Linked DNA regions of Homo sapiens: region 2 is linked to region 1. A link is a loop called in an ENCODE intact Hi-C map of the cell type or tissue named here. Cell type or tissue: OCI-LY7. All regions are shown on one strand. Links, peaks and the distances in the headings refer to the core of each region. The heading gives the core; the rest is flanking DNA.

Region 1 (17,071 bases), core at 3,788-11,787:
AGGAGGCAGCCTTACTTGGCTCATTTTGCTATGAGTGAGGATGGGAGAAATTTAAAATAAATGTGGCTTGAAATAAAATTAAACAGTGGCATGAATCCTCACTGTGAATTTGTAAAAGTCTTTTTCTTGGGGATTAGCATTACCTCCACTTCCTTACCATTTTATTTTTATTTTATTTATGTACTTTCAGGAACTAGTTTTTGGCAAAATAGGCAGTCATTAGAATGAATAGATAGACTGGCTTTTGTCAGGTATTCTGCACAATTACATTTAATTGTGTTTGGGTACCTTAAGACTCAGATGTTTTTGCAAAGATTTGGATGTTTTTTTCTGAAGCGAAGAGTGATTTCCAGTATTTACTCCCTAAATAGGTCACTTACAAATAGTAGACTTAAAAATCAGCAGTAAAATTTGAATTTATGCCCTGGCAGGTGAGAGAACTCAAACTGTTTACTAACACAGTTCACTGCTGTTTCCATGGCAACAGAGGCCAGTTTCTGTCAGTCCAGAGTCGCTTCGCCAGTTGACTTCAGCAGTGAATGCTGTGTGGTGTTGCCAAATGTCTGGCTTCTGTGTTTCCTGTTCCAAGCAATTGTTTCTTATCCTGAATACTAATGACTAGTCTACAAAGGCTGTGGTTCAGTACCACTGAAGACAGGACTGTGAATCATACGTAGAAAACTAGTGAGCGTTTTGCCTGTAGTGAATTTAAAACTATATGTAATTGGTTACATTCTCTAACTAGCTATGCCAGTAATTTATTAATAATATTACTTTGCTATTATTAGGCAGCTGGGCCTAAATAAGAAATGACAGCACAGCTGTCATCATTGAATCAACTGCTTTTTCAGAAAGGCTTGCTGACTTCGGCTGGTTATCACCATCATGTAAATTCAAAAGATTGTGCACATGTATGCCAGCAGAAAAATAAAATTGCAACTGGATTTTTTTTTTTGCTTTTAAAAATGTTCATATATTGATTGTTCTGAGATGGAGAAAAAGCAGCTGCCTGAGATGCCAGTGAAATGGCTGAGAAATTTAAAATGAGAGAAAAAAAGTAAAGCATTCGAATACAGAAAAAAGCTAAGCAGTTTTTGCTATTTAAAAAAGAGGAGTACTGTGATTTTTTTAAAGTTCTGGTTGTGTAGTGGTTCTCAGTGTGGAGAACTGGGACACTCTCTGCCTGGATCATACCCTATATCAGACATTTGAGAACCAGACTTGTTATAATTGTGTTTCTCTCTGGAGCATAAGTTCTTTGAGGGTAGACTGTTTTCACCATTGTATTTCTGACAGCTAGCACAGAGCCTGGCACACATTGAGTGCTCAATAAATATTTGATGAATTAAATGAAACTCAGTGAGTCCCTGGCAAGGAGTTTCTGGTATTTAAGCCCGTCAAATTTCCTGGAAGAAGTCTATTAGACTCTTCCCTTCATTAAAGAGGATAATAGATCATTGCTAAGTATATTATATGGAGCTTCAGTTGACAGTTACGTATGGCTGTGGCAGCTCCAAGACTTTGTTTTCAGCAGACACCACTCAAAGGTGGCTCTTCTCATCATTTTTTTTTTTCTAGCTAGTGGATCCATTAATAATAGCTTTTGGTGGCATCTTTTGCCATTTCTAACTCTTGGCTTGGCCATCCCCTGCAGAACTTTCACTGTGAAGAAGGTTGTCTTCTTCACAGTGAAAGTTCCCATTAGTAATTTTAGGAAAACATTTCCAGTGTTCCTTTCCTTGTGCCAAATACCAGCCCTGGTTCTCAACTGGGGAAAATTTCATCTGCCCCGCCCCTGCCCAATTTCTCCCACTGGGCATTTGGCAATATCTGGAGTCATTTTTGGTTGGCAGAGAGTGCTACCAGCCTCTAGTGGGTAGAGGCCAGGAATACTGTGAACCATCCTACAATGCATGGGAGAGCCCCCACAACAAAGACTGTTTCAGCACAAAATATCCATGGTTAGGAAATTAAGCTCTTTTATGAAACTTGCTCAAAACCCTTCAGAATCACACCCTATGCCTTCCTTATCTCCTTTTTGGAACTGTTCCCTCTCTCCCCACTTAGGCTTAGCTTGTTGTTTTTTTTTTTTTTTAATACTTTAACAATTTGATCTCTCTTCCTCAGAATGTCAAGATGTTGTCATGAAGAGAGAGAGAGAGACAGACTCTCAGTCTTTGCTACCAGTGTCTGAACTTATCGGTACATAGTTATCTTGCCGGTAGCCCCACATTCCAGGTGGTGGAAAAGCAAATATGCGAATCAAGTTCCAGAAATAATCAATCTTGATGATCCCATTGCTTTTAAGAGAGACATGCAAGGAATGCTCTACAAATATAGCACATGGAATGTGGAAGCTGCTCTATAAATAATAAATATTTTGTATTGTTCTACAACTTTTTCATAAATCAGGAATTTTAAGTTGGGTATTTGTGTATTACATGAAATTCTATAAAGCAAATGTGACTTGACAGTCTTAATAATATCATTCTAAGGAAGGGCTTTTTTTTTTCTTTGAAAACTCCAAATTGATCTAAATGATATTGTAGGTATTTTAAAACAAGAAGTGAGCATTTTAATGCATGAATATGGGGCTCAAATTTTGAATTCTAACATGAAGAAGATAATTGCACAGCATTGGATAGTCAGGCTTTTCTAAGTCATTAAGAAGGGAATACTGATCATCATTTGTTAATGATTTCAGTGACAAAGAAGGGCGGGAAGCATTTCACTTTTAAAACTCTTTACAAATATAAACTAATGAATCCTTAGAACCTCTTGTAAGAAATGTATTAGGCCAGGTGAGGTGGTTCATGCCTGTAATTCCAACACTTTTGGAGGCCGAGGTGGGCAGATCACTTGAGGTCAGGAGTTCGAGACCAGCCTGGACAACATGGTGAAACCCTGTCTCTACTAAAAATACAAAAAATAGCCAGGTGTGGTGGTGCACACCTGCAAACCCAGCTACTCAGGAGGCTGAGGCAGGAGAATCTCTTGAACCTAGGAGGCAGAGGTTGCAGTGAGCAGAGATTGCACCATTGGACTCCAGCCTGGGAGACAGAGCAAGACTCTATCTCAAAAAAACAAAAAAAGAAAAAAAATAAGAAAGGTATTATTGTCTCTCTTAAAAGATGTAAATACGGTTTACCATATAATATTCTAGTTTAGCAAATTCATGAACAGTGATTATGGGAAGTGTTTCTGCTCTCAAATACTATAATTAAACTCTTTTCCTGGATGCTTTCTTTGTAAATAGCATAATATAGTAATTTCTAGTATTTGCCTTTAGGTGACTAGTCTTGATTCATCAAGAGAAAGGAAATTTGGATAATAAATGTACAAAATATCTTAGTATGTCTAGGCCTCTATAAAAAACTACCATAGACTGGGTAGCTTATACATAACAGAAATTTATTTCTCACAGTTTAGTAGGGTGGGAAATCCAAAATCAAGGTACAGGCAAATTCCACCTCTGGTGCGGTCTCGTTTCCTAGACAGGCATCTTTTTGCTTTAACCTCACCTGATGAAGGAACAAGGGATCTCTCTCCAGACTCTGTTATAAGGGCATTAATTCCCATTTATGAAGAATCTGCCCTCAAGACCCCACCTCTGAAAAAGTATCATCACTATGGGGCTTAGGATTTCAGCATATGAATTTTGGGTTGACATAGACATTCAGACCATAGCACAGTGTAATGAGATGACTTAAATATATGTTGCCAAAAACCAAGTCTGTAATCTCTTTTCCTTTTAATTTTTATTTAAAGTTTATTTCGAAAGTTTGCTTTCATGAATATTCACATACTTAAAGTTGCAAAACAAGGCTTTTTTTACTGCTTTTATTCTGAAAAACAAAATTCCTTATTGTACTCTAATCACTATTTATTGTACCACTAAATTGGTTCAAATTTTAGACACATATCAAGAAGTTTATATCTCACAAGTATTCTAATAATAGGCAGGCCCTTCAGGTTTCTTTTCTTATAAAAAGAAATTTAGAGGTTACATTAGCACCAACTATTAATGTCAGCTTCAAGGGGAAAATAAAAGAAGCAGGAAGCTCTCTACTTTTTCTGTCCTCATTTTTTTCCAAACCATTTCCCAGCTTTCCTACCTGGTTCTCTACAGAGAACTGAATCAAAACCACTGTTCTCATGATCTGCTTTAAGTTTTTGGAATTTGAGTACAAGGAAAAAGAAGAACAAAAATAATAGAAGACGGTTATGAAATGGTAAAAGTTGTATTTGGGCCAGTCACCAAGAATTCAGGAGCAAATATCCACTGACTGTCTGAATTAATTCTGATCACACACTAATGGCAAAATAAAAGATAGGCAACCAATATTAAGTGTCTACTATATGCCTGGCACTGAGATGCTGTGAGAGACAGTCTCTGCCTTCATGGAGCTTCCAGAGCAGGAGACAAGTGGAGCAGTTGTTAGTTCAAGTGCTTGTGGCATTGTCTGCAAAGAGTGAAGGCATCATCAGGAACTGGCTTCAGTGGTTTCCTGAAGCTCAGCACTCTAGCCTTCCTGATGGCTAGAGGAGGGTCACAGGGGTGGTTAATATGAGAGTAGCTTTGTTTATTTAAAAATAATAGAAACTTCAGACCTATTTATTGTATTATTGAGTATCATTCTTATATATATTTTTAATGTTTATTAGTATCTTTTTTATGTCAGGATTTGGGGAGGAATTCAATAATTAATATTGTCATAGCCCCTCATCTGGAAATGTCTACAAACTATTGGGGAACAAAAACAAGAAAATAGGAAATTGTAATAGAGTGTGATGAATATTCGGCTGGGTAATCTGGATTGCTGTGGAGGTACATAGAGAGGACCACAGGGAGTTAGCAGAGACTAGAGAGTAATGGACATCCAAGAGTCTTACAGAAAACATGGAATCCAGCAGGTCAAATCAGGTAAGTGGAGCAGCACGTCAGGCAGATAGGACCACACAGACAAAGGCTCTAATGCAAATGGAAACACACAGAAGCACAAGCGTTCAAAGAGACTGTGGGATAAGAGGAGTGGAGGTGAGGAGATGTCAGCCATGAACCTGGAGAAATAAGCAGGGGCCAGTCATGAGAGATCTTCTATGCCATCTTAGGAAACTTAGGATTTATCTAGACACAAAGAAGGAGCCAGTGTAAAGGTTACCAGAGGGAAATGATGTGACCAGATTTATGTTTGACATCGATCACTCTTGCTGAGATATAGGGAAAAAATTAGAGTAAAGAGTAGAGATAAGAAAAATCGTCCGGGTAATAACATTGAATACTGTATACAGAGCCAATTATAGGAAAACAATTCTCATTAGTGATCATTTTTATTGTAAAATTATTTAAGTGGGTACAGACATAAAACTCTATATAGGCTGGGTGCAGTGGCCCATGCCTGTAGTCCCAGCACTTTGGGAGGCCGAGGTGGGTGGATCACGAGGTCAGGAGTTCGAGACCAGCCTGGCCAACATGGTGAAACCGCGTCTCTACTAATAATACAAAAAGTAGCCGACCTTGGTGGTGGGCACCAGTAATCCCAGCAGCTACTCGGGAGGCTGAGGCAGGAGAATCGCTTGAATCCGGGAGGCAGGGGTTGCAGTGAGCTGAGATTGCACCACTGCACTCCAGCCTGGGCAACAGAACGAGACTCTGTCTAAAACAAAAACAAAAACAAACAAACAAACAAAAACTCTATATAACATCTTTATGCTTATAGTTTTTATGTAACTATAAAACCAACGGATTGACAAATTACCAACCAGATTTAAAAATAATAAAATTCAAATTAACAACATTCAATTAATATGAAAGATGGTGTGAGTTTCTTGAAAATACATCCCTGATTTTAAGTGTCAGTGGTTCTTAGAGGGTGGTCCTGACCAGCAGTACTAGCCTCACCGAGGAATTTGTTAGAAATGCTAATTTTCAGGCCCCACCCCAGACCTACCAGTCAGAACCTCTGAGGGCAGGCCAGGCAGTCCCCGTCTAACCCTTCCAGAGGATTCTGATGCACACGAAGTTTGATAACCACTGCGTAGCAAGTGAACAGATGGATCTCCTCCAATACGAAGAATACAAGACATTAATTTTTCTGAAAGCAGAAGGTCCTAGGAATAGAATTTACAAAAATTGTTTTAAGGAATCATGAGAAATGCACATTTAGCATCATCAGATGCATAAAATATAAGAAATTCTCATCATTAACTATGATTAAATTAAATAGTAGATAGGAACTATTAATAATTCTAACTCTAAGGAGAATTTTACTATGCTTTTCTTCTTTTTAGAGTGGATTAGATTCCTTGTCTTACCCAGTCTGTGGCATGAGTTTTATCATGCCACTTAAATCATTCAGGGCAAAGAACATTATATTTACATTCCAGTTCTATGTTTGCCAGTCAATACTGTTTTATGCTTTTTCCTATATACATATTTTTAAAAACATTTCACCTAACAGAAAAATTCCTACTTCTATCTGCTGGTTCCATTTTATCAGAAGGGTGAAATATTTTTTCATGTCCCACCATCATAGAAGTTTTCCATTTGTCTGTCAGGGGTTGATAAGCCTGGTGCAGGACCACCCAGGATTGGTTCCTTTCATCTCCTGGGTGCTCCCTCAGAAGGGAGCTTCTGTTCTTCCCTACCACTTCTGAAGCCTCAGCCCTTCCTCCTTTTTTGTTAGTCACTGCTGAATTTTCTCCTGTTTCCCACAAATCCAGTCTTAACCAGTCTTTAGGAACAAGAAAAAACAAAACAAAAAAAAGTTTGCATTGCACCCAAATCTTTCTTTTTCTTTTTTTTTTTTTTTGAGACCAAGTCTTACTCTGTCACTCAGGCTGGAGTGCAGTGGCACAATCTCAGCTCACTGGAACCTCCGCCTCCCGGGTTCAAGCGATTCTCCTGCCTCAGCCTCCCGAGTAGCTGGGATTACAGATGCCCACCACCAAGCCTGGCTAATTTTTATATTTTCAGTAAAGACAGGGTTTCACCATGTTGGCCAGGTCGGACTCAAACTCCTGACCTCAGGTGATCTGCTTGCTTTGGCCTCCCAAAGTGCTGGGATTACAGGCATGAGCCACTGTGCCCGGCCTCTGCTAGGTTCTTTGAGTCTTTGTTTTGTTTTCCGCTTTGAGCAGGGTAGGGAAAAAAATAGCCCTTGGGATATTAGTAAGAGAGAAAAGAGGATGGGAAATATAGAGAATATATATATATATAAAATATATATATATAAAATATATATAAATTTATATATTATATATTCATATATAAAGACATATATGAAACTAGAAGATATCATAATAAAAGCTATAACATATTTTTGTGAACCATGTTTTTATTTCTTTTGTATCATAGTAGACAGTACACATTGGAGCTGCAGTTATTTTTCTAAAATATTTATTCAGCAGATAATCTTTAAGCATTTATTATGTGCTAGGAACTGCTTTAGATATTGATGAGATAGCAGTGAACACAGAACAAAAACCCCTGCCTTCATGAAGGTTATAATGTAGGGAAGGGACGCTGACAAAAAAATTACATCCATAAAATGTAGAGCAAGTTAGATGGTGATAAAATTCTACGCAGGAAAATAAAGCTGGGAAGGAGGTTAAGGAGTAGGGAGGAGAATACAAGTTTAAATGGGTGGTCAAGGAGGGCTTCACTGAAAAGGGGACATTTGAGTATACCCCTGAGGAGGTGAGGGAGCAAGTAAAATAGAGATCTGGGAGAGCATCCTCCAGGCAGAGGGCGTGGGGCCCGAGGGGGTTAAACAACAAACACCGTGTTGTTTTGTTCCTTCATAACATGGAAGTGAAAGTCGGGGGATGTGAGTGTCGGGCTGTGTCCTAACACGTAATTAAACCGCTTTGGATGGCGTTGACATTTTCAAATCTGATTTTATGCTGTATTTTGGCAGGTGCAGAGCAGGCTTTGATGTAGGCCTTATTTAGCTGTACCATGCGAGTGATACCCTTCTGAGGCCTCTAGCAAGTTCCCTGTATCACCGGTTTTTCCGTTTTGGCTGGTGAGATGACAAACTCTATCTAGCCTGGTTTGAGCTCTGTGAATTGCTTCAGGAGGTTCTTTCCAAAGCCTTGTGGGGTTTCAAACCAGGCCTGTGCTGATCAGTACTCAGCCAAAGCCTCGAAGAGGTTTCTATCCAGGTTTCCGGAGCTCTTTCTCTTCAGGCTGTCTCCTTTCTCGTATTCTGCCCTGTGAATTCTGGCCACCTCAGCCTCCCTGGTCTCTCCTCTCCTCACCTTGCTGAAGCCATGAGACCACTGAGCTTTGTTAGGCTTTTCCTATCCTAGTGCTTTAGAGCTGCCTCCAGGCAACAGTTTGGAGAAAGTATAAAGAAAATTTGTTTTCATTCTTTCAAACAACACAATTTTGCTCTGGCTATTTTTCAATGTCAGAAAATACTTATTCTTGAAGTTTTCTTTTTTTTTTTTCTTTTTCACAGTAGGAGGGCAATTCTCTGGGCTGTTAATCCCTCATGGGTAGAAACAGAGGTTCTAGTAGAACTTTTGATTGCCAAACTAATAAAAAGCCTTTCACAACTTAACCTATTTGTATTTATATGTAAACTCTGGCCCACACTTAGAAACCTGTATACCATGGAAGCAAAAATTCTGCCCATGAGTTTCAAGTTGGGTTATCTCAAAGTAAACCTAGGGGCAAGGATTCAAGTGCAGAGCAATTCATTTGGGAGGTGATCCCAGGAAACATGGATGGAAGAGTAGGGAAGTGAGAGAGGGAAAGGAAAGAAGACACTAAAGGGCATATTATCGACTCACTCACCAGCTATAGCCCAGGGCCCAGTCCTGCCAAGGAACTCTGGGGGCTCCTATACAGCACACCTCGGAGCTAATCACATTGATGAGGAAAGAAGCCGGGTGTATGTCCGTGGACACATCAGCCAGCATTTGCTGAGTTGCTTCTGTGGGTGTTAACTCCGCACTTCTGGGTTGTCCTGCATGCTGGTTATACATGTTCCCTGTGGTCAGAGAAAAGTCCTCAGGCAGAGCGGTGTAGTTTGGATATTTGTCTCCTCGGAATCCCATGTTGAAATGTAGTCCTCAGTGTTGGAGGTGGGGCCTGGTGGGAGGTGTTTAGATAGAGGCGGATTTCTCCTGAATGGATTAGCACCATCCTCTTGGTGCTGTCCTCTTGATAGTGAGTGAGTTGTTTTGAGATCTGGTCATTTAAAAGCGTGTGGCACCTCCCCTGCACTCTGTTGCTCCCACTCCTGCCATGTGAAACGCCTGCTCCCCCTTTGCCCTCCACTATGATTGTAAACTTCCTGAGGCCTCCCCAGAAGCAGAAGCCAGTGCTATGCTCCCTGTACAAGCTGCAGAACCATGAGCCAACCAAACCTCTTTTCTTATAAATTACCCAGTCTTAGGTATTTCCATATAGCAATGCAAGAATGGCCTAACACACAGAGATTCTCAGATGTTGACAGTAAGCAGCCTTCCTAGTGCAGAGGTGAAAGCCAAGGGGGTATAAGCAGGGTTACTAGTATTGTTGCCACATCAGACATGGGATGCAAGTTAAACCCTTTCTAAAGAAGTGCTCTGTGCTCCGATTTCAACCCAGCAGACTAAGTAGACCTGATCAAATAGATACAGGCTTAAGTCAGTCTTCTCTTCCTTTTCATAATTATTAGAGGACATTCTTTAAATTATTTCTTCAAAGTACTGTGAATACCTAAGCTACCTGGAACTCACAAGGAATTAATAATTCTATACATTTGATATTTTCCTGTACCTCAAAGTTTGAAATTCTAGGGGACATTTTGGAACATTAATTTTTTTATACAAATACATCCACACTTTTATTGCCTTCTTAAATAGAGTATGTAAAATAAATGTTAGATTGTTCTGAAGACTCAGTGAATTTTATTTAATGTGATATGTTTAAACTATAGACATAGTTGTATTTGTAGATGTGGAGAGAAAAACATTTAGGTTAGATGAGTGCTCTGCTAGCAGCGTTCCTGACAAAACATCTTATGGTGACTTAGTTTTATGCATTTGTACCTTTCTCATAAGAGGAGGGGTGTAGCCTGATGGCCTGGACACGGAAACAATAATGAGTTATGCAAAAATAGTTATGAGACCAGAGACCACCACCGCTTTCTCTGAAGTGGTTTAATTGGCCCTCCCATACTCAATATCATCTCCTTGGCCAAAGCTGTCCTCACCCTTTGACTTGTAGGCACTTTTCAAAACACATCTATTATTTCTTGTTGTTTGTTTTGTTTTAGAAACAGAGTCTCCCTCTGTTTTTCAGGCTGGAGGGCAGTGGTGCGATCATAGCTACTGCAACTTCAAACTCCTGGACTCAAACAATACTCTCTCTGCCTTCTGAGTAGTTAGGACTACAGGCAGACACCATCACGCCCAGTTAATTTTTTATTTTTATTTTTTGTAGAGACAGGGTCTTGCTATGTTGCCCAGGCTTGTCTCAAACTCCTGACGTCAAGCTGTCCTCCCACCTCGGTCTCCCAAAATGTTGGGATTAAAGGGTGCGCAGCCCACAGCTATTAGTTCTATACCACGGATACAGTTGATACCAGGAATTTCCTCATTCACTTACCCAAATGTTTTTTCTTCCTACACATTGTTGACAGAAGGAAATGATGAGGATTGTGCTTCATCATCTTAAGAATTTGTGCTAGAGATATGGAGAGAAGTATTATATTTTCTTAATAGCCATTGAGATCAATACATTATATTTTTCTGGACTTCACTCAGTTGCACACATTTCTAGATGTTCCTCTTAACTTTTTATAGGAAATAGAATACCAGATACTATTTTTAAAAAGTATTCTTACTCTAATAATTAGACAAATATTGAAAACCTTGCAGTGTTCTTGATAAATTGGTGAACTTCCTATAAATACTCTTCAGAATCAGCAATACTATAAAATCTAAGTAAGTTTCTGTCTCCATGGGCTCAATTAGTGAAATAAAACTGGCTCAGAAAGATATGAGAAAAAGTCCAATGTAATGGTCCTTTTTCTTGAGGGAATCATTGTGATTGCCTGAAATTGCCTTCCACTTTAAGTACAAAAATTTATAAAATTATCCAGGAAAAGTTATATGCCTATTCACAAATTAGTTTACACTTGACTCCCAAATATTGTATTTTATAGGAATTTATAGCATTAGCACTTGCAAAATGAGTCATTTTTTCCTTAACCTCTTTTAATCAAAGGGCATTTAGTTCCTTAGAATCCCTTCAGTTTGGAAGTTAGCAAATACCAATGCAATATAAATTATTTAGAAGAATGACAGTGCTTAGAAATGAATTATCTAAAAAATTAGAAATTTATACTACGGTATAAATGTAAATCTACATTTTTTCATCAGTAGCATCTAGTTTTTTACTGCCATGTCTCATTTTGAAATGCCAAAGCTATATGCATTTCTTTAAAAAAATGTGTATAGCTCCATTGACTACTTTGCTTAAATAAAACCTTGTACTTTTTCTGTAACCACTAGACCAGAGTTGGGGCATGCTTGGGCCTTTTCACTAAGAAGCATTTATCAGAACATTGTATAGTTGCCTTAGGGTAGGCTGATGTGATGTGTAGCACATCTATCTGGCATTGGCCGACTCGGGACCTGTAAAAGATTTCAACAGCTGCTCTTCTGAAGTGCTGTACTGGTATTACACAAGGTAGATTATCAAGCTAGATTGAATTCCATAAGAGTAGAGGTTATGTTTCTTTTGCTTATTTATCCCCAGTGCTGAATATGGTGCTAATGATCAATAAATATTTAGTGAACAGATGACTTAATTTGTTCAGAAGTTTTCTGATGTTTTTGCTATCATGCACAGGTGAAGTCTGACCCAGTTCTCCCGCTGTCTGGTTATCTACTCACTTGATTAGACTTCTAGTGGTCTTGTCTATAGTTGCACTTACCATGCTGTATTATAGCTTTCCTATTTACAAGTTTTCAGTCACCACCAGACTGAGTGTTCCTTGAGAATGTTGACCCTGCCTTATATATTCTTGCATCATAAAAGTCTAAAACAATGGTTTACATAATGTCTGGTAGCTTTTTAGCAAGCTAGTCTCAACATTTTAAAGACATATGCAAGTATCTGCTTCCTTTTACATACTAGTTTTTCACTAGAGGAAGATAAGTCTATGGCCAGAGGTAAGCTTAGATTTAAAAATGAAAGGAAAAAGGTCAACTTTATAAGGCTGCTACATCTAATATAGTAAATGGTGGCTTCATTTATTCATCAATTCATGTTTTCAACCAGTATTTATTGAGTGCTGAGTGCCAGCCAGGAGTCAAGCATCATTCTAAGTACTGACAAAGTCACAACAAATAAAAGAGACCCAAAACCCTGTGTTTATGTATTTTAAATTCTAATGAGGGAAATATGTAATAATTAAGATAAATAAGTAAAACACCTAGTTTATTACATAATGATAAAGAGCTAAGAAGAATGAATACAGCAGGGAGAGGGGATACAGATAACTGGGAGAGCAGATTGGCTTTTTGATAGATTGGCCGTTGCCAGTATTACCAAGTAGGTAATTTTGAGTAAAGACCTGAAGAAAGAGAGGTTGCCATCTATGTGGACATCTGGAACAGCATTCCTGGAAGAAGGAAGAACATGCTGAATCCAGTAGTCAGATCTCAGTTCTCAAATTACTTGTCCTTCTTAGCAGCTCTTGTCACAGTAGATCACTCTGCTACCACAGGGCCACTTTCCAGCTTTCCTCTTCTTTTGCTGATAGCTCCTTCACTGGTTTCTCCTTTTCTTGATTTCCAAATGTTGGAGAATTCTAGAGCTCAGCCATCATAATTCTTTTCTTCTCACTCTCCTCCCTGTTCAGCTCATCCTATCCTGTGGCCAAACACACTTAAATCTGTATTTCCAACCTTGGCTTCTCTGAAATCTAGATCTGTATATCCAATTGCTCACTTAACATTTCATCTACACAGTCAAATACTCATCTCAAATTTAATACGTCCAAAATCAATTCTTAGCCTCACTACCAACAAATGCTTCACCTTATTTTTCTCCACCTCAGGAAATGACATCATTATTCACATAGTTGCTCAAGCTAAAACTTAGAATTGCTCCACGAGCCCTTTTCTGCTCTTCCATCCCACAGAACACCCATTGGCAAGTCCTGTTGGGTCTAACTTCAAAATATTTACCTCAAATGAGTATTTCTACTTCTACAGCTACTTTACTACTCCAAACCATCACCATCTTTTTCTAAGAATATAAAACTAAAGACCAATAGATATAATAGATATAGCACTATTATATATTATAATTATAAAATGCATTATAACATACATATAATATTAATATATTTTTGGAATATAACAACATAATATATTATTATATAACATAATGCTATGTATGTGATTTATATAATTATAAATATAGAAACATAATTTATCATATATTAACATATCCCATACTATATAATGCTATAACTGAAAATATTTATGCATATTAACATAAATATAGAAACTGTCTCCTAATTTCCTCCCTGCTTAACTGTTGCTCTCTGCCTCTTCATTTTCCATACAGCATCTAGAATGGTCTTTTAAAAATAAAAATCTGATCATATAATTTTTCTGCTCAAAACTCTTCCCTGATTTTGCATCCTTCAGAAGCAAACCCAGCCTCCTTACCATGTCCAACAAAACCCTATATAATCTAGCCCCTGGCTACCTTTTCTGCCTCATCTCAAGACATAACCTTCCCTGGCACTTTGCACACTCATCCGAGCATCTCCTGCCTCAGGGCCTTTTCTCTAGGTGTTCTTTCTGCCTTGGATATCCTAAACGCTCCTTCACTTTATCCATGTCTCTGCCTAAATGTCACATAAAGCAGAGGCCATATCTGACTACTCTATCTAAATATAATTCTGTACCAGTGTATAGTCCCTTGTTCTATTTCATCTTTCTTGATAGCCTTCATCACCACCTGAAAGTATAGTGTTTATTTATTTTATTCTTTGTTTATCTTTCTGTTGCCTATTTAGGGCAAGGTCTTTTTTTTTTTTTTACTTTTATTTTTCACTGCTATATTCATCCTGTTTCTTAGAATGGTGCCTGGCACATATCAAGTTCTTGATAATTATTTGTAGAATGAATGATTCAAGATCTCTCTTTTGAATTTCCATACCCTCCTATTTAAAAACCTATCATAGCACTTAAAATTGTATCTAATGAGAAGTTATTTTTCTGACTCATGTGACTATGAGCCTCTGGAGGAGAAAGACTTTAACATTAATCTCTGATTTTCCAGTGCTCATAAAAGACTTGGGTACACAGGGTTTTTTCCTAAAATGACACTTATTGAATTAACAATTACTTGGACTCATCCCTCCCTAAAGAAGCAATTCAAGGAACCTCTGGTGTTTCCCCAATGCATTAAGCTAGTTAGAGATACTGGGCATCATGATCATCAACTACCTTGTCCTGGATACAATACAGCCCATCTCTGGTTTAGAAAATAGTTGAGTGACATTCAGGAAGCATCTGAAATTTTAGATCATGGTTTTTATAGCTAAAAAAATGCTAAGAGTTTAAGATAACATTAGAGCATCTTAGATTTCATAGAGTTCAACATTAGTGATCACTCTGGGGACTGTTGTGGGGTGGGGGGAGGGAGGAGGGATAGCTTTAGGAGATATACCTAATGCTAAATGACGAGTTAATGGGTGCAGCACACCAGCATGGCACATGTATACATATGTAACTAACCTGCACATTGTGCACATGTACCCTAAAACTTAAAGTATAATAATAATAAAATTAAAAAAAAACAAAAAACATTAGTGATCATCTAGTCAAATGTCTTATTTTACCCATGGTGAAGCTGAGGTCCAGAGAGGTGGTGCTATTTTCGCAGGTGATAACGAAGTCAGAACTAGCGTTAGTTAGACTGATTGCAGTCTGATTCTTTCTCCACCATACCATTTTCCATATGTTACTCAATTTATTTGATCTTGGTCATCACCTCTCCAGTGGTAACCTCAGAAGACTGTATCTAGGTAACGTCTTAATTCTACTCTGTTTTCACATATAGATTTTCTTTCCATATATTTAGAAGCCTTGATGGTCCAAGTCAGTAAGTCACACTTTTATGACAAGAATATTAACAGTGAAGAAACATTAGATCAGACTTTTAGACAAATTCTAAGCTGTATCTTTACTCCAGATACCACCAACATTATTGAACATTATCCTAACTTGAATTATTTCTGGTAGTGATTGGGTTTTCTAGTAGCGATTTAAATAGACTTATGTAGTAGTGTGTAATCTATGGATTATTGGGAGTAATTTTAATGTAAGCATTTTAACAATGAAAGTTGCATGATGCTTAGAACATATAGGGACAATAAAAGTCACAACTCTCTTGAGATTTTTAGAACGCCTGATGCTTTGAAATGTGTGTTAAAGCATTACTCATGACTATTTCTTTCCTAAAACGATGGCAGCTGTGTTTTCCTATCTTGTGATGAATATTCTTAAGATCACCATACAGAAAAGAGCAAGAATGTATTTAGAGCACATGTCAAGTTTATATGGTGCAGTTTTGGCAAAAGTAAAACAAAGAACAAAAACTTTGTGAGTAGATTCTTTGATAGAAATAGTTCATAATTAATATGTACTTAGAAAACTGAAAACTAGAATCACCTCCAATAGAATTACAGTGTTTTTATTTAACAATGACAAGCAGATACAACATATTTAAAAGGTTTTTGTGGGTTGTTTATAAAGGTAAAATGCTAGATTTATTGGTCTATGATCGTAGAAAATGGATTTTGTTATTTTAAGCCTTTTTTCATGATCCTCTTTCCTTACCCGGCTGGGTAAATGTTCCTCCTTTTTCCACTTATAACACCTCAAGCAAATCATTCTGTTTTCCTCATTGAACTGAAATGGCATGTTTATACTCTGGTTTTTCTTGAATGCAGCTTAAAGTCCCTTAAGGCAGAGAGATCTGATATTCAATTCCTGTTAACGGTGCCAGCATTTTCCCAAACAGGCTCAAACATGCTCTCTACCTACCAGTTTTCAAAATCCCTTTGGTTCAGCCTTAAACTTCTCTTCTGTGAGGCTTGACTGACACTGAGAAGCATCATCAACAAACTAACAGGGTTATTCAGACTGAGGCTACTATTAGGTGGGGAGATGGATGTGTTCAAGCTCCAGAGATGATGACAACCTTCCCCCTCTCCTCATTCCTGAAGTACTTGAGGATTGCACACTGCCCTCATTTTGCACAGTCTTGTGATTAAAGGCAGGAGCTCTGGAGTCAGGCTGCTCCGAGTGGATCTCTGCTCTGCCATTTACTAACTCTGCCCCTTTTAGCTCTTTAACCTTGGACAAGTTTCCTCACTTCTCTCTGCCTCAGTTTCCTCATCTGTAAAATGAGGATAATAACAGAACCTATATCATCTGGTTGCTATAAGGATGAGATTAAATGAGTTAATAATATAAAGTGCTTAGAACAGTGCCTGGCACAGAGCAAGTGCTACACATGTTATTTGTAATTATTATTATTATCATTACTATTCAGTAACGCTGGTTCTCTGGGTAGTGATGGGAGAGAGAAATAACAGAATCTCTATGAGAATAACGTGGTAGTTTCTAAAAGATTGCCTCCCCAAAGCCTTTGTTCAGGGACACTGCTCTAGGCTAGAAATCCAATGATGTCCCAGGTTTTAGATCCAAAGAATAAGAAGCTATCCAGTGATAATCTATTGCTCTGTAGGCCAAGGATTGCAAATAGTTTATTTGATTTATTGGTTTACACATTTCTTTAAAAATACATGTAACTGTGATGTTTAATTTTCTGTGTCAACTTAATTAGGCTAAGGGATGCCCAGATAGCTAGTAAAATGCTATTTCTGAGTATGTCTGTGAGGGTGTTTCTGGAAGAAATTGGCATTTGAATTGGTGGACCAAGTAAAGAGTATTGCCCTCACTAATGTGGGTGGGAGTCATCCAATCTGTTGAGGGCCTGATTGGAACACAAATGCAGAAGAAGGCGGAATTTGTTTCTGTT
Region 2 (17,071 bases), core at 5,401-13,400, 65 kb before region 1:
TTACACAATGTTTGGCTCATATTTTGCTTCTTAGCCTACCTCAGTGACTGCCTTTTGAGCACCATGCTGACAAATTACGGTCAGAGGTGAGAATAGCCCCATTAAAGGTTGCAGGAATTGCCGCAGAGTGGGAAGTTGAATTTCCAGACCAAACTCAAATGTAGTCCATGGTATCTTCATGCTTTTTTCATGCTTCTAGGATAAGGGAAATTGGAAATGCTACAGATGTGTATGGATTGAAGTGTGAGTAAACCTGAGGATGTCTGGCAAGAATAACTTTCTTTATCTCACACACCAGCTTCTGCTGGGATCTAAGAAAAGGGCGTTTTCTATTAGCATCATTGTTCAAAAGACACATACACTAATTAGATTTTTTAAGCTGCTGCTACCTGAGGAGGCTTAATCTTCTTTGATATTATTTTACAATAGACTTTCCCTCCCCCCGTTATCATTTGTGAACTACATTCAGACTTTCAAAAAAAAAATGCTATTAGGATACTGAAAAGTTGTGTGGAACTGTTTTTATTGTGGCAGATATTTTGTATTTGGAATCAAAGTACGTTTAACCACAAAGGGACATAATTTTGCTAGTTGTGGGAGGTTCCCATTCCAAAACAAAAGCAAAAGCAAACCCGTACTTTTATAAGCTTAATAACAGTTGGTTCAAAGTACCGTTGAATTCTAATAGTAGTGCTCTGTCCACTAGGAAGAACTTTCAGGAGACCAATTTATCTACTTTTGTTTGATGTGAACACAATTGTTTTCTGAATGTAAAATTGACTCCTGAGCAAGAAAAAAATTAAAAGTGATTGCAACATGATGCTATACATTTGTCAAAACCCATAGAAATGCACAACGCAAAGAATGAACCCTAATGTAAACCATGGATTTTAGTTAATAATGTATCATTATTGGTTCATCAGTTGTAACAAATGTATCACATGAGTGCAAGATATTAATAATAGGGGAAACTATGGGGAGGGAGTAGGGTATATGGGAATTCTCTACACTTTTCTGCTCAATTTTTCTGTAAACTTGAAGCTGCCCTACAAATAAAGTCTATTAGTTAAAAAGAAAAGTAAGTGGAAGGTAGACCCCTTTTCTTACATGAAGTTTAAAGGTCAGAAAGTTTACCCTTATTGGGAACTGTTAGTGTTTTAAATTCGCAGCATTGCCAATCACTATGACTATGGTAAGCTGTGGGCTCTGTGTTTCCCATTCCAACAGCATGATAAAAGATATTAATTAAAAACTGCATTTGAGAAGTAATATTGAGAAATTTTAATAGTTTTCTTTTCCTCAGGGCTTCTCAGCACCTTTAATTTATTAATGTAATATAGAAAACACCCTGTCACATGGCAAGAGTAATGCCATCTTGAAGCAGAACCAAGATGGGTTTGGCTACTGGATAGTAGCCAATGATGACTGATGTTTGGCGACTGGATTCTGTGTTCCTGCAGCAAGGTCAAGAAACAATGCCTATAGCATAGAAAAATCCCTCATAAAAATGTTTATCTAACTTCCCCAGTGGTCACAAGTTTTGCAAGACAGTCTGACACAGGACTAGCTGCACATGTTTCACCAAAAAAAACAAAACAAAACAAAAAAAAAAACAAATGCTTGCTACATAAGAATACTTTCTCAAGTGAGGGTACAGGGATTAAATGTTTCTTTCTGAGAAACTGGATGTGGTAGCCTCTTTCTTTGGCCTCTCAGCTTCCTTGGCCTTTGAGGGTAGGTTTGCATAGACCTGCTCACTGTAGTACGTGTAATAAAACATGGCTTTCCAAAGGGCAGCTATTATATGCAGCATTTCTGAAACTTTTGAACTGTGGAATAGTTTTTGCAAAAAGCCACTGTTCCCCAAGTAGAATACACTTGGGGAAATCTTATATTCTAATAGTATCATGAAAGATACATGACTGACTCTGAGGGAAGGCATTCTGTGAAATCATAGTGAACATGGTACTCAAAGAGTAAATGTGGACCCTCCACCATCCCCTCATATTGTATCAGTCAGCATGTTCTATTGATTCAGTTCCATAATTTTGCTAATTTTGCTTGCTTTTTATCAAACCCTTTCCATCCCCTTGCTACCATCCTAATTCATGACATAATAATCTAACTGTTGAAAGTATAGCTAGGTGACACTTCTTTAATGACATCACTCTTTTAAGGAACTCATGACTTCTTTCTTTTGCAACTCGTTCTTTCACAGTTGCTATCTCTCAACTTCCATCTGAGGGTTCAAGTCTATTCTAGATTATAGGATAGGATGGCCAGCTTCTCCAGTTTGCCTGGGATTGAGAGATTTCCTATGATGTAGGACTTTAAGTGTTAGAACATGAGAAATGCCTGCTAGAACCTGAGAAGTACCTGGCAAATGGAGACCAATTGGTCACCCTACTCCAGGACCTCTTTTGACAAGAGACCTTAGGGCATTAGTTGGTTTCACTGCTACCCCCTTAATTCACTTGAGAATTGGATTCAGAAAGTGTTCTTCAGCACCTTCATTTCCTTCTGCATCCGAGTCCTAGCACTGAATTAGTCCCTGCAGCTGAACCCAGAAATCTCCTTACTGCCACGCTTTTCTGAAAACCTGTTTTTTAAGAGTCTGAATTCTCATCTGTTGATTGCTATGTAAATCTCCATCAATTGTCTGCCTCACTCTGAGGGTTAGGTCTCTTAACATCCTGGTGACTCTGGCCTTTCCTATTGCTGTGGCTGCTTGGGTCTGAAAAATCAAGATTCAGGGTATGGGACTAGATATTCAGGTTTAGGAACCCTAACTTATTGGCTCATTCAGCAATTTTCCTCTTTCCCAAGAGGAAATTTAGTTAAACATTTTTTATGGCAGTTTAATTTACATAGAGTGAAATGCACAGATCTTAAGAATTACACTTTGAGGAGTTTTGACGAATGCATATACCCATATAACTCACATCTCTATCAAGATGTAGGACCTTCTCATCACTATAGAAATTTCCCTCTTGCTATCAACATGGTCCTTGACTGTTTGCCTCCTCCTATCACAGACAAACACAGCTCTGATTCCTATCTCCATAGAATAGTTTTGTCTGTTCTGAAACTTCATGTAAACATATATATATAGTATATACTCTTTTTTGTCTTATTTCTCACTCAGCATGTTTCGAGATTCATCTGTATTGTTGCATGTTTCAGTAGTTTATTCTGAAAATGTAATGTTCTAAAGTTTGTATTTATAAGGTAAGGAAGATCTCCTTGATTGGAGAGCAAGAGATATTCCTAAACATCTTTAGTCCTATCTCAGACTACACACATGCCATTAAATAAATAGATTTGCATATAAAAGATACTAAATACATTTCCATGCTTTTGAAAATAAGAACTTACATTGACTTATTTAAGACTCTTCCTTCAAAAACTCTTATGATTGATAGAACTGATAAGATTCAAAATTCAAGTCAGACTTCTATATTACATACAGTTTTATTTGAAAGCACTTTGAAAAAGAGTTTGAAGCAGTTAAAGTGTTTTTAGACCTAAATACAAAGTTCAAATATGTGATATTGTAACAGAGGTTACCTGCTTTAATATTGTATATATCACAACATAACACTCCATAATAATATTTGAAATAAAAAGTTTTGATAACTGTAAAAAAGAATTGTAAACTGCAGATAATTATAATTAACCATAAATGTTAACTGATCACCTACCATGTATAAGATGATATGCTATACATGGAAAAGGAACTTTCAGGGGAGATAATGAGAAATAGAGGATTAAGTCATAATCAAGTACAAGGTGAGAATTTTTTTTTTTTTTTTTTTTTTTTTTTTTTTTTTTTTGAGACAGAGTCTCACCCTGTTGCCCAGGCTGGAGCGCAATGGTGCAGTCTCGGTTCACTGCAACCTCCACCTCCCGGGTTCAAGCGATTCTCCTGCCTCAGCCTCCCAGGTAGCTGGGACTATAGGCAAGTGCCACCACACCCAGCTAATTTTTGTATTTTTAGTAGAGACGGGGTTTTGCCATGTTGGCCAGGCTGGTCTCAAACTCCTTACCTCAAGTGATCCACCTGCCTGGGCCTCCCAGAGTGTTGGGATTACCTGGCCAAGGTGAGATGTTACATATTCACAAAGTTACAGTAATACAAAATACAATACGGTAAGTGCCAAATGAAAGTAAGTAGATACTTTTATGGGAGTTTATATGGTGAGTATGAATACATATAAACAGTGCCTGACAAACATAATAATCCCAATATGTATCTGTTCTTTTTTCTTTCTCCTTTCATTGAAAACATTTATTTGGTGGGGAGGGCTCTCAAACTGGAGTGCAGTGGTGTGATCTTGGCTCATGGCAACCTCTGCCTTCTGGGTTCAAGCAATCCTTCTACCTCAGCCTCCCAATTAGCTGGGATTATAAGCATGTGCCATCACACTGGACTAATTTTTGTATTTTTAGTAGAGACAGGGTTTCACCATGTTGGACAGCTGGTCTGGAAATCCTGACCTCGAGTGATCCACCCGCCTCAGCCTCCCAAAGTGCTGGGATTACAGGTGTGAGACACCACACCTGACCAAGAGTTTTGGTTTTATCCAACCGGGAATGGGAAATATTTAGGTACTGATGTTTTTAAACTAACTTGTATTGCATAATCAAATTTTAGAAAAGTAATTTTCCTGAAGTGTATAGAATAGACTTAAAAGATTTTTTAAATAACATAAATATAATTGAAATGAGTATGTAAGATCCACACCAAAATATATGTGGAAGGTTGGAATCTATCACTCTTTGTAACTAATACCAAGAATCAACATCTTTGGAAAATACTTCAAAAGAGTTTCAATGGACCTGGAGCAGTGGCTCATGCCTGTAATCTCAGCACGTTGGGAGGTCAAGGTGGGTGGATCACTTGAGCTCAGGAGTTTGAGACTAGCCTGGGCAACATGGTGAAACCCTGTCTCTACCAAAAACACAAAAAATTTAGCTGGGCATGGTGACGCGCACCTATGGTCCCAGGTACTCAGGAGGCTAAGGTAGGAGAATCTCTTGAGCCTGGGAGGTTGAGGCTACAGTGAGCTGAGATTGCACCACTGCACTCCAGCCTGGGTGGTAGAGTGAGACCCTGTCTCAAAAACAAAACAAAACAAATCAACAACAACAACAACAACAACAACAATAAAGAGTTTCAAGCCTGGTGTGGTGGCTCATACCTGTCTGTAATCCCAGAACTTTGGGAGGCCAAGGCAAGAGGATCACATGAGTTCAGGAATTCGAGATCAGCCTATGCAACAGACTTAGACCTCATCTCTGCTAAAAATAAAAAATTAGCCAGGTGGAGTGGCAGGCACCTGTAGTCTCAGCTACTCAGGAGGCTGAGCTGGGAGGACCCCTTGAGGCCAGGAGGTCAAAGGTGCAGTGAGCTGTGATTGCACCACTGCACTCCCACCTGGGCAACAGAGTGAGACCCTGTCTCAAAAAAAAAGAGTTTTATTTAACCAAAATTTTAGTTAACTAAAATTTTAGTAAAACAAGAGGAATAAATTTTCAGATCTGTTGTACAGCAGAGTGACTATAGTCAACAATAATGTACTGTATATCTTAGAACAACTAAGAGAGTAAATTTCAAATGTCTCACTACAAAAATGATGTGAGGTCTCAGTTATGTTAATTTGATTTAATTACTCCACATTGTATACATATATCAAAATATCACAATATTCTCCATAAATATGTACAATTATAACTGCCAATAAAAATAACATTAATAAAAATAAATTTTCAAAAAGCTTAAAAAGGAAACTAACACCTAACGGATGAAAATGATTGGTATTAACCTGTTTCTGGTTGCCATTCTTTTTAATTGCTGAGTAATATTCTATTAGGCAAATGCAGTTGTCCCTCAGTACTCTCAGGGGGATTGGTTCCAGGAACAACCTCTCCATACCAAAAGCAGTGGATGCTCAAGTCCCTTATATAAAATGGCATAGTGTTCCATCCTCCTATTATTTTAAATCATCTATAAATTATTTATAATAACTAGTACAAAGTAAATGCTATGTAAGCAGTTGTTATAGTGTACTTCTATTTGTATTTATTTATCTCTGTGTGTTATCTTTTATTCTTTTTCCCCTAATATTTTTGATCTTCAGTTTTTGAATCTACAGATGTGGAACCCATGAACATGGAGGGCTGACTGTATATCATAATTATCTGCTGTCTAGTTGATATATTTGGAGTTGTTCCTGCTTTTGCTTATTATAAGCAAAGCTAGCATAAACATTTATGTCCAACTTTTTTTTGGTAGACGTAGGTTTCCATTGTCTTGGGTGAATCCTTATAAATAGGAGTGTTGAGCCATACTTTGGGTGTAGGTTTATAATTATAAAAACTACCAAAATTTCCCAAGGTAGTTTTAACATTTTGTACTCCTACCAATATATGTAGGAGAGTTCTGGTTTTCCATGTCCTTGTCAATATGTGATGATGTTAGTCTTTTTAATTTTAGTCACTTTTGTGGGCATGAAATGGTATCTCACTTTGGTTTTAATTTGTATATTTCTGCTGACTAATGATATATAATACTTTTTCATATGCTTATTGGCCATTTATAAATTTTCCTTTGTCAAATGCCTGTCAGAGTCTTTTGCCCATTAAACAAAATTGTTTGTTCATGTTTATTATTGAATTGTAGGACATGTTTTCTATAATCTAGGATTTGTGTGTATCAGAATATTTTCAGCTATCAAGAGTATTCAGATATATGTATCATCTAGACTCTGGCTTGCCTATTCATTTTCTTAATGGTGACTTAGGATAAGTGGAAGCTTTTAATTTTGATGAAGTCTCTTTTTTTTTTTTATGGTAAGTGCTTTCTGTATCCTAAGAAATCTTTGCCTACTGCAAGGTCAGAAAGCCATCTTTAAAAAAAGTTATATTATATTTTAATAGTGTTATATATTTTAGCTTTTATGTTGAGGTGTACAATTCATCTTGAATAAATATTTGTGTTCACAATGTAAGGTAAGAGATGGCGTTCCTTTTTTCCTCATTCATGTTACGTTACTGGACATTCACTTTTAAAAAATTGTTTTATTTTATTTGTAATTGACAATAATTGTATATATTTATGGGGTATAATGTGATGTTTTGATACATGTATACATTGTAGAATGATCAAATCAGGCTCATTATCTGTCACCTCAAATATTTATCATTTCTTTGTAGTAAGAACTTTTGAAATCCTCTCTTTTAGCTATTTTGAAATAGGCAACATTATTATTAACTATAGTCACTGTGCTGTGCAATAGTACACCAGAGCTTATTTCTCCTTTCTAACTGAAACTTTGTACCTATTAACCAATGTCCCCCCTTTCCCTGTCCACCTTTCCGTCCTCCAGCCACTGGTAACCACCATTCTACTTTCTAGTTTTACAAGTTTGTCCTTTTTAAAATTTCACATATAAGTGAGATTATATGGTATTTGTCTCACTGTGCCTGGCTTATTTCACTTAGCATAATGTCCTCTAGGTTCATCTATGTTGTTGCAAATGACAGAATTTCCTGTTCTTATAAGTCTGAATAGTATTCCAGCATGTGTGTGTGTGTGTGTATGTGTGTTTGTGTGTGGTATGCATAATATATATACATTCATCTGTTGATGGACACTTAAGTTGTTTCCATGGCTATTAGAATAGTGCTGCAATAAATATGGGAATGCAGACATCTCTTCGACAAACTGATTTAATTTCCATGGGATTGGGGAACTGACTTTTGATGTCCAAACTTAGTATATAATACCTCAAAAGCCAGAATGCCAATTATTTTGTGTTATAAAGTTGTTTGGCTATCAATCCATATTTTTGCATGAGGTAGTTATCTTGCAGGTAGGCCCATTGAGAAGACTAGAAGATAGTCTTGATTGATTCTTGTTGAAATTGAAATTAGAGTAAAGGGACATCCAAACACTTATCCAATGAACTACAATGACATACAACTCACTCAAGCCTTCCTTTTTCTAAATTTTCTCCCCAAATAAAACAACAGCAGCAACAACAAAGACAACAAAAACGTATGCGTTTCTTACAGCTTTATGATGTGTTTCAGTGTCTACAGTACTGCTGAGTTTGCATCTCTTGCATGTTGTATCTTTCTGGTAACATATGGAAGAAGCTTCATATTCATATAAGTATGCTAGTTCTAAAACATAATGTGGAATCATTTACAACTCAGCACTACTTGGTAGCAATAAACAGAAACCCACCTCAAAAGAGTGTAAGCAAAAAAGGAATTGAATTAGATTACGTAATTTGAGAAGTCCAAAGGCTGGAGTTGGTTTAAGCGAAATTTGTATTGAAAATTTTTCTTACATAAAAAAGGTAAAACAAATTTGGTAAACCTAATTTTTTTTTATAGTGCAAGTAGTCAACTGTTGTCATTCTAAGAAACTATTATTTATGGATAGTAAAACTGTTTGGAGACTTTAAAAATACCCTATAACAGTTAAAGGCAGAGCAAATTACTGAAATAAAATTGCGATATTTGCCCCAAATAGTAACAGTACAATTTTCATCAGTTCTCTAGAAAATTATCTGCAATTAAAAAAAAAAGAATTCTGATGTGTTAACTCAAATTAATCAGTATTTTCTTTGTACACTCAGATTGCAACCTAAGTATTAGTCTGTTGAATTTGGTTTAGTGGATATTTATTCAGGATTTTTACAAAAACAAGGAAACAGAGAAGAGGAATAGTGCTGTGCAGATGACCTCGGGGTTCAGGCGACACTCAAATGCCTGCTTCTCCTCTGAGGTTATTACCATCTCTTACTTGTTTGACGTTTAGAGATACTACAAGAGATAGTTGAAAAGCAGAGGTTGCATTTCCAGTGGTGTTTTGCTCTGCTGGTATTTGCTCCTCCGTGCTGCTGTGCAAAGGGCCAGAACTGCATCGAATGGATCTTTTCTTCAGGTTGTGCAGGCTGGCTGCCTTGATGTCGTAGTTGCTGATGTTGGCTGCCGACGAACCTTATTCCTTTACATTTGCCTGGTCCTCATTTCACCGGAAAACACAGTAGCTGTAGCTGCACATAGACGCTTCCTCTTTCTGTTTCCCCCTCATCCCCCTCCCTAGACCTCTCTGGGCTTTGACGTCATGTGTGCTCCTTTCGGTTGCCATAGCAACCCCATTCCCCAAGCCCTCTGTCCGTCTCCTCTGGTAGGTTCCACAATGGTACAGGCAGCATCACGCTGCACAATGGTTTCCAGGCAGTGAAAGAGGGTGATTCAGCAAGCCACTCTTCTTCTATTTTCTTTAACCTCCCCTTCACTTTTTATTTTTATGGGGGTGGGTGGTGCTTGCTATATGCTTACCTTTTTCTTTTCTTTTTTCATTTTTACAAATTTCCTTTTTTGTCCTCACCCCTCAATTCCTAGGGGCTTGAGTGAGTTTAAGATTGGGTTTTCTTGGAAATCACCTGTCCATCGTTAATTTTAAACAATCTCCATATCTCCAAAGAATCTCTTCCATGTTAGTCTGGAATGTGGTTAATGAAAAACAAGTAGGGAGGATTTCTGGGGCAAACACTGCCGGATCAGGATCGTAGTTCTCAGGCACGGAATGGTAGGTGGCTCTTTGCTCGTTCTGGGTTCTAACCTGTTTTTGGAGGGTGGGGTGATGTCTATTGATTGCTCCTGGTGGGGCGGGAGAGGGAGTATGGAAGAGACGAGAGAGGTGGGGTGGAAAGCAGGTTAATCAAGTGAACTAGCTTTGAAGCAAGAAGCTACCAGTTTTTCCCTCTGTGCAGAACATCTCTTTCCAGACTTGGGCGTGTTGAAACCTTTCCATTTGGAGTGAGGGGTAGCAGAGGGAGGGAGGGAGCATTCTTATTGTGACCAGGGGTTTTTAGACCAATGCAGGGCTACAGAAGGGAAGGGAGAGAGAGAGAAACACACACACACACACACACACACACACACACACACACACACAGAGAGAGAGAGAGAGAGAGAGAGAGGAAAAAAAAAACACCAAACAGCTGTGCTTGTTAGAAGTGCTGACCTTAGTTCCATATCTGAAAAATGTGATGGGTTCCATAAAACATTAAAAATAATGTCTTTTAGTATGTATTTATGTTTACTTTTGTGAGAAGTATAATTTAAATATTTTAAGATGTATTTTACTAAGGAACAGTATTTATATATATATTAGATATAAAACTATTGGCGTTACTCTTGCAGAGCAACTCTAGGCTAAATCTGAGCCGGGGAGAGGAACACAGAACAGGGGTCAGGTTAGAGATAAGAGGAAACATTGGCACTGCAGTCAAATAGGTAAGGGGTCCCTTTAAGAAAGTGATCTCCTAGTCACAGCAGTCAGCTTTCTTTTTTTCATGGCAAGATTCCCAGGTATTCTGTGCTGGGATACTGTGTCCCCTGCAAATGTCAGAGCTCTTTTGAAAAAAAAATCAGAAATAAGTATGGCAGTATATTTGTTAGAATCTATGTATTTGTGCCTTCAACAAAATAAATGTAATTTACTGGAAAATCTGTAAGTAAATCAGGCTATAGATATTACAAGAAAACTATCTATCCATATATTTTTCTCACCCTCCCCAAACATTTAAATCTAGAGACCTAGTCTCTGCTTTTACCCCCTTAAACAGATAACTTCCCAGGGTACTGCAATTTAGCCACAGAAAAAGAATGGCTTATGCCACAGCAGTAGGCTCTGAAGCAATCACAAGGTTGTTTACATGGGCTGCCTTTGGTGCAGAGCCTGACAGTGTCTGTACAGCAGCCCTGCCTGCTTCTGGCCATGTTGATGATAACTTTTATGAACAAACTGCAAGGAAGCAGGCTAAGTCATATGGGATAGACTACAGTTCAGGTGGAAGGAAAACGAGTGTAAGTGCACCAGGCATTGCCAGCACAACATCCAATATCTCCTTCTATCCCTCATCGGCTAGTTGTCGGACCCTGGAAGATAACACAGAATGCTTATCAACATATTTAAAATAGTTGCAGTAAGGACCATTTCTCTCAGAGAAGCTTCTGTGAATTTTCTACTTTAGGTGAGCATATATGTTACAAATATATAACAAATAAATATATAAGTATATCACAAGCTTCTGACTCCACTTCAGAACCATTAGATTTTAGGGGCTGGATGCTTTGGATGTAGCGGTTTGGCTGCCTCTGGTATGTATTTCCTTCTCTACCTTGATCACACTCTTAAAATTGACATAAAGTATTGGATTAGCTTATTTTCTTATGTGGAGCAAACTGGGTTTTCTCTCCCCTACAATGGGACTAGAAAATCAGATGACAAAGGTGGTGTGACCTTAAATATTAGAGAGTCTTCATGCTTCCTCATTTGCCTGTCATTCCTCTGCTGTTGCAAAGTGTCTTTAATTTGAGGGGCTCCTGTTCTTAAAAAATCCTCACAGTTTCAGTAAAACGATTCTGGATAGTGAGGCAGTAAGAAATTATATGTAGAGTGGGAAAATCAGCTGCCTCCAGCTTCCTGCCTGCTAGCCCCAGAACAGCATCTGCTGTTGAGAGGAGTGTGTTTGCCATGCTGGAAGGGGATGTTTATGAACAGATCCCAGAGGGGCTGAGTGTGTTTTTGCTGTCATTGTCTGGTATGTCTGCAGCTATTAGTATTTAATGGTTTCATAGTACATGGTCTATATATTCTAAGGTTAGAATGAACTGATAATTTATTGTCAATGCTATAAAATGTAGATATTTTAAATTTATAGGAAAATTAATAAGATTTTCCTTGTTAGGATATCCTACAGGAACATCATAAGCAAAACAAATTTGCCCAACCTAAGTAATCTAGAAAAACCTCCCATGTTTAAAGGCATAAATATATTTTTAAGGTTTTATTGTGGTTTCATGTAAATGAATCTGTTTCTTTGGATGTAAGCCTAGTTATAAATTCTTTTTATACTGATACTAAAAGCTAAAGACAAATTGGGTATTTACTTGTTTGTTAAATATGGGGATAGATGTTCTCCCTTCATGCTCTAGTTCTGGCCTCAGGTCACATTTGTAGCCAAAGGACTTTCAGTGGAATTGGTGTGTTCAAATCGAATGATTGCTTGGTTGCTTATCAGAATAAAGGACTCAAAGCAAGAGAGACTTCCTTCAATTAGAATGAGAAGCAAACACATTGTTGTCTTAAATTCTTTCTTCATTGCCCTTTCTATTTCCTCTTACAGTCTCTTTTAAGCTTTTGGTTGGACATTGCAACAATCATGCAGAAAGAGGCACGGAAGTGTCCAGTAGTGACAAGAATGGAGTACAATGCTCTATTTGCTGCAGGACTGCTGAGTGCCTTCCTCCTACCACACATGCATCTATTATTGCACCTTCTTCTGAGGACCAAGGACTTGTGGAAAAAGTTGGGCCTATAGACTAGTAGGGGAGATGCTTACTGGTAAAGAAGAACAGAATCCATTTGCTTCTTTGGCATATTGGATATATTTATTGCATTACATAAGCCTGAGATGAGACACTGTACTGCTGATTCAGATAAAAAGATCATGCTGCATATTGATTGTTTAAAAAATGTAACTTAGAATTGGAGCCCATCTTTTCAGAAACCTGTACGTGTTTGCAGAGTGAAGTTGTAAGGTTTTGACTCAAGATTTTTCAGTTTGAGTACATTTTATCCTCATGAACCGATCAAGGCAAAGAAGGGGAAAATACAAAACCTGTGTTTTGCATATCTTTTGTTTTCTGTATTTAATAGGGAGAAGCTGTATTTCTTATTGTGAATCTTGGTAGAAACTCTTAAGAGGAGACATCAGGTAATATTGAAAATCACTAAATATAAACATTTTAGGTTTAAAAAGTAGACCTCACACATATACTATTTCTGGTAAAGGATTTTCTAGTTTATTTGATGTTTTGGATCCATATCAAGCCACTATGGCTTTTCTTACAGTTCTTATCTCTGGTGACTATGAGATGTAAAATCCTTGAGGCTTATGGAAATAATGCTAGTAGGAATGGAAATTGAAGTTTTCAATGGAAAAAGAAATGAATACAGTCTCCTGAGAAGCATCCCTAACCACAGCTGCTCTAAAACCCTGCATGGTGTGCAGGTTTAAGGCAAAGCTTCCCTATAAGGCAATTGGGCATTTGCAGTGACCTGCACAGTAATAAACAGGATTTTCACTACCTTGTGTTTGTACACGTGTGTGTGTGTGTGTGTGTGTGTGTGTGAAGAAAAACAAAAACAAAAACAGCAGTGACTTTAAAGTTCTAGAAATTCATCTTAGTGACTTGTCTTCATAGAAATAAAACTGACTCCTGTTTGTCTGTGTTAACCTGCCTGGGTGCCCTATGTGCTTTCTGAAAATGGATTGCTTAAAGCAATTGTCCTCTTCTTATACATTGGAAATAGGATCTGAAAGCATTGATAGTGAAGGAAAGCTCTTAGGTTAGGTCTGTTTATTTGGCAATGTTTATTCAGTGTTTGTAGGCGGAAGCTCCAGCACAGCATTTATATAATATAGTAATTGCCTATTCTTCTATTACCTGTATTCTCTACTAAGGTTTAATCCCCATCAGGGACTGACTTTTTCTGTTTGGCACACAATAGGGACACACCAAATATTCATTGAATGAATATCTCTCATGTACTGAGTTCTCTGCTAAGTGCTATGGTAGAAAAAATTGGGAAACTGTAACACAGTTTCTGCCATTTGGAACCTATACTCATTTGGGAAGATGAGGCTAAATAACAATAAAGATGGTATAAAATCAAGGGCCCATATTAGTGTTTTGATAATGAGTGCAATAGAAATTCAGAGGAGAAAGGAATTTACCTCCTCTGAAGTGATGGTAGGTGACAATGGGGCTACACTGGGGTGTTGGGGTGAGGTGGTGGGATAGTGAGAGGGTGGTAGTCCTAGGAGTAATTGTGAGCACCTGGGCAGGAAAGAAACTCTTACTTGGGGTAAAGAGGAGGCCTATTTTGGGTATGATGACCATATTTTCCAAACTAGAAATAAAAACTTATGGTTTGACATTGGGTAGAATGTTGCAGACTGCCACATATTCTGAAGAATCTTGTCTAATATAATGTTGGGAAGTAACAGGCTATAATGGTGAAAAAGTAGGTTAGTAACTAGAAGAACATAAATACAGGTCTCTTCAGATGAGCTCCAGCTTAGGTTTACTTTCTTTTGCATACTTCAGAGGTTTTCAAAATTCTCCTCCTTTATTGGTACCTATGTAACCATTGTTCCAATGAAATCTTGTATGAAAAGCAGAATATGTAAATCTATGTAATAGTGGAGCTGTCCCAGTTGAGGATGAGTGGGGTGCCTTGTATTAGAAAACCAAATTCATATCACAAGACTAATTATATTAACTGAAATAAGAATTACTAATTTAGTTTATGCTCAGATATTAAAATAGTTGTTCTGGTATTATAACATCAAAGTTCTTGTGCTTGCAATAAATGATGAATAGAGATAATTACCTTGAGATATTTTCTTTCCTCTGCCTACACTCACCCACCCAGTAACCAACTGTCTTTGATGTCAGCTTTTTGGTTTTCTAAATACAAATTTAAATCTTAAAATCAAACTCATCTGTTTTTTGGCTTTGCTTTCAGGCTAGTGTGAGAAACACCAACAGCAGGCCCATCTCAGATCTTCACTATGGCAACTTATGCAAGAAACTGTTGAATTAGACCCGTTTCCTATAGATGAGAAACCATACAAGCTGTGGTGAGTTGCCAATTTAAAAATATTCCTTAGCATGAAAACTAGGATCTATATAGCCAATTTAAATATTGCATATGGTTTTGTACATGGAGCTGGAGAAATACTGCTCCAAATAATTTCGACTACAGAAGTGAAAATCAATAGAACAGAAGTTTAATAGTTGGTGTGGTACTACTAATACCACATACAGTAGTGAAAAGTCTTGAGGTGCATGGGTGCAGCATATAACACCATGATACTACCACCATGGATGATACCTGCAATTAACATTTTCATGTGGCAGAGTAACAGTTGGGTACCATTATTTTTAAGTGACTTTTATTATTTGCAACATTGTACTATATTTTACAGATTCATCTCCTTTAGTAGAAAAATTGGTTCTGAGCTAAATTATGGTTTTCTTTCAGGAACACACACACACACACACACAATTTAGCTCTTCTGAAATAAGAGAAGAGAAATCACAGTTTTATAAAACTCAATTCATGGGCATTTTAGCCTACAAATCCTTTTGCTTAACAAAGCAATGTTAAAAATAGATACAGTTGCTCTGCCTAGTTGGAATGACTTTAAAACTTATTACTTTATAAAAATATCAGCACACACAGGTAGAATGTCTTTTTAAATCAAATACTTGATGCTTCATAGTCACCAAAGTCAATAATCAATAGATTCCAGCAGAGATGAACGAGTTATAATCTGTCAAATAACATCTTTGAGAACTAGAGTATGACTGTGGTGCTTATAAGACTCCAAAAGAAGCTATTTTGAGCTAGTGATCAATATCTTTCTTTCATTTGCCTAGTGGCTTATATAACTGTAGATAGGTAGGCTGCCCTGTGAATTAATGCACAGCCTATGACTGCGGAAGACTGATGAAATTAATCCTAGAGTTATTTCATATAGTGAATTTATAAAACAATTCATAAAAAACAATCCATCTACCATTATATTGAGAAAGCAGATCTAATAGCATCACTATACTGTGCTTAATTAACATGTATTCAATGAGCGTTATAAATAATTTTATGCAATTGCCAATAACAAACTATTTTTGACCTAAAATAAGGGCAATTTTATATGGTTGAAACTAATATATTATGTGTTACTCCCAGTGATGTAGAAAGCATACCATGTTCTCTCCATTCTGAATATTAATTCATTAATCAAACTCTTATTGAGAATCTGTGATGTAGGTAGAATGTTTAGCTTTTGGGGCAGATAAAAGACAGTCCTTGCTTTAAAGGAGCCCTCAGTCTAAAGAGTGGGGTACTTACAATAAAATGTGCTTATTAATGGAGGTAGTTGTGTTCTAAAGAGTGTGGCACTTACAAAGTGCTATTACATGGGTAGGTCTAGAGTGCCAAAGGAAGTGCATCAGAGGAGACTCTACCACGGATGTGGTAGAGATTAGTCAAGGAAGACTTCCCAGAGGAAGGGATCTTTTGGTGGACTATTAAGCACAGTGAAAGGATAGCCAGAGGAAGGGAGGATGCAGTGCACAGTGGGAACATTTTTTAACAGACCCAGAAGCCTGAGAGAGCATGATTGTGTGGGAATACTAGGTATCATTTACTATGCTGAAGCAGAAATGGTAGTGGCAGAGATAAAGTTGAAGAGGGATACAAGACATGTGCCATGAAGGATCTCTTAGACAAAATTAAGGAGTTTGGATTTTGTTTCAAAGTGAAGAGCTTTTGAAAGATTTTAAATAGGAGATTGACATAATCAGTTTATTTTTTAATTGTGAAATATACCATACGCATAGAAGAGTGTATAAAACAAATACTGGTTAAAGAATAATTATAAATCAAACATCATGTAAACAAATCAAACAACATAAAACAAATCAAGTAAATCAAACATGATGTAATAGACTCCCAGCAAACCCCTATGTGTCCCTTTCAGATCACATACTTTTCCTTCCCCACCATAGGTAACCGCTAGCTACTATCCCACCTTTTGTCATGCACATTACCTTGCTTTTCTTTGTAGGTTTTCCATCTATCTGTGCATCTCTAGGCTATGAATCTTAGTTCTGCCTATGCTTCAGCTCCATGTATTTGGAGTTACAGCATGTATACTCTCAATCACCTGATTATTCTGCTAACATTGTGAGATTCTTTCATGTTCATGCATGTAGTTTATTCATGTAAATTGTTGTATAGTATTCTATTGTATCAATATGCCAATATTTACTTATCTAGTCTATTGTTGTTGAACATTTGGATTAAATCTATTTTACTTAATGCTAGTATAAATATAAATATAATATCATTTTTATGTTTATATATATTAGTTCTCATAGTTTCTGATATTTACCGTTTTCTAGGATAAAT

Evidence for each region. Peaks named below come from ENCODE experiments on the same cell type or tissue, not always from the same donor. Only the 100,000 strongest peaks of a DNase experiment are listed, where the experiment ranks them.
Region 2: it touches region 1 in a loop (3-fold over the local background); 2 of 110 quality-filtered maps call a loop at or near these places.

What each region holds. Positions count from the first base shown.
Region 1 is chr4:86,285,917-86,302,987 of GRCh38, reverse strand. The region is part of intron 2 of MAPK10 (mitogen-activated protein kinase 10); the gene reads left to right. Among named protein-coding and RNA genes, the nearest start is that of MAPK10, 66 kb to the left of the region's middle. In OCI-LY7, for the core only: no CTCF peak of the experiment used is centred there; a DNase peak (open chromatin) is centred at 7,867.
Region 2 is chr4:86,352,194-86,369,264 of GRCh38, reverse strand. MAPK10 (mitogen-activated protein kinase 10) reads left to right here and starts at 9,212. Exons shown (of 14, transcript NM_138982.4): 1 at 9,212-9,607; 2 at 14,621-14,735. In OCI-LY7, for the core only: no CTCF peak of the experiment used is centred there; a DNase peak (open chromatin) is centred at 9,134; H3K4me3 peaks cover 1,217 bases.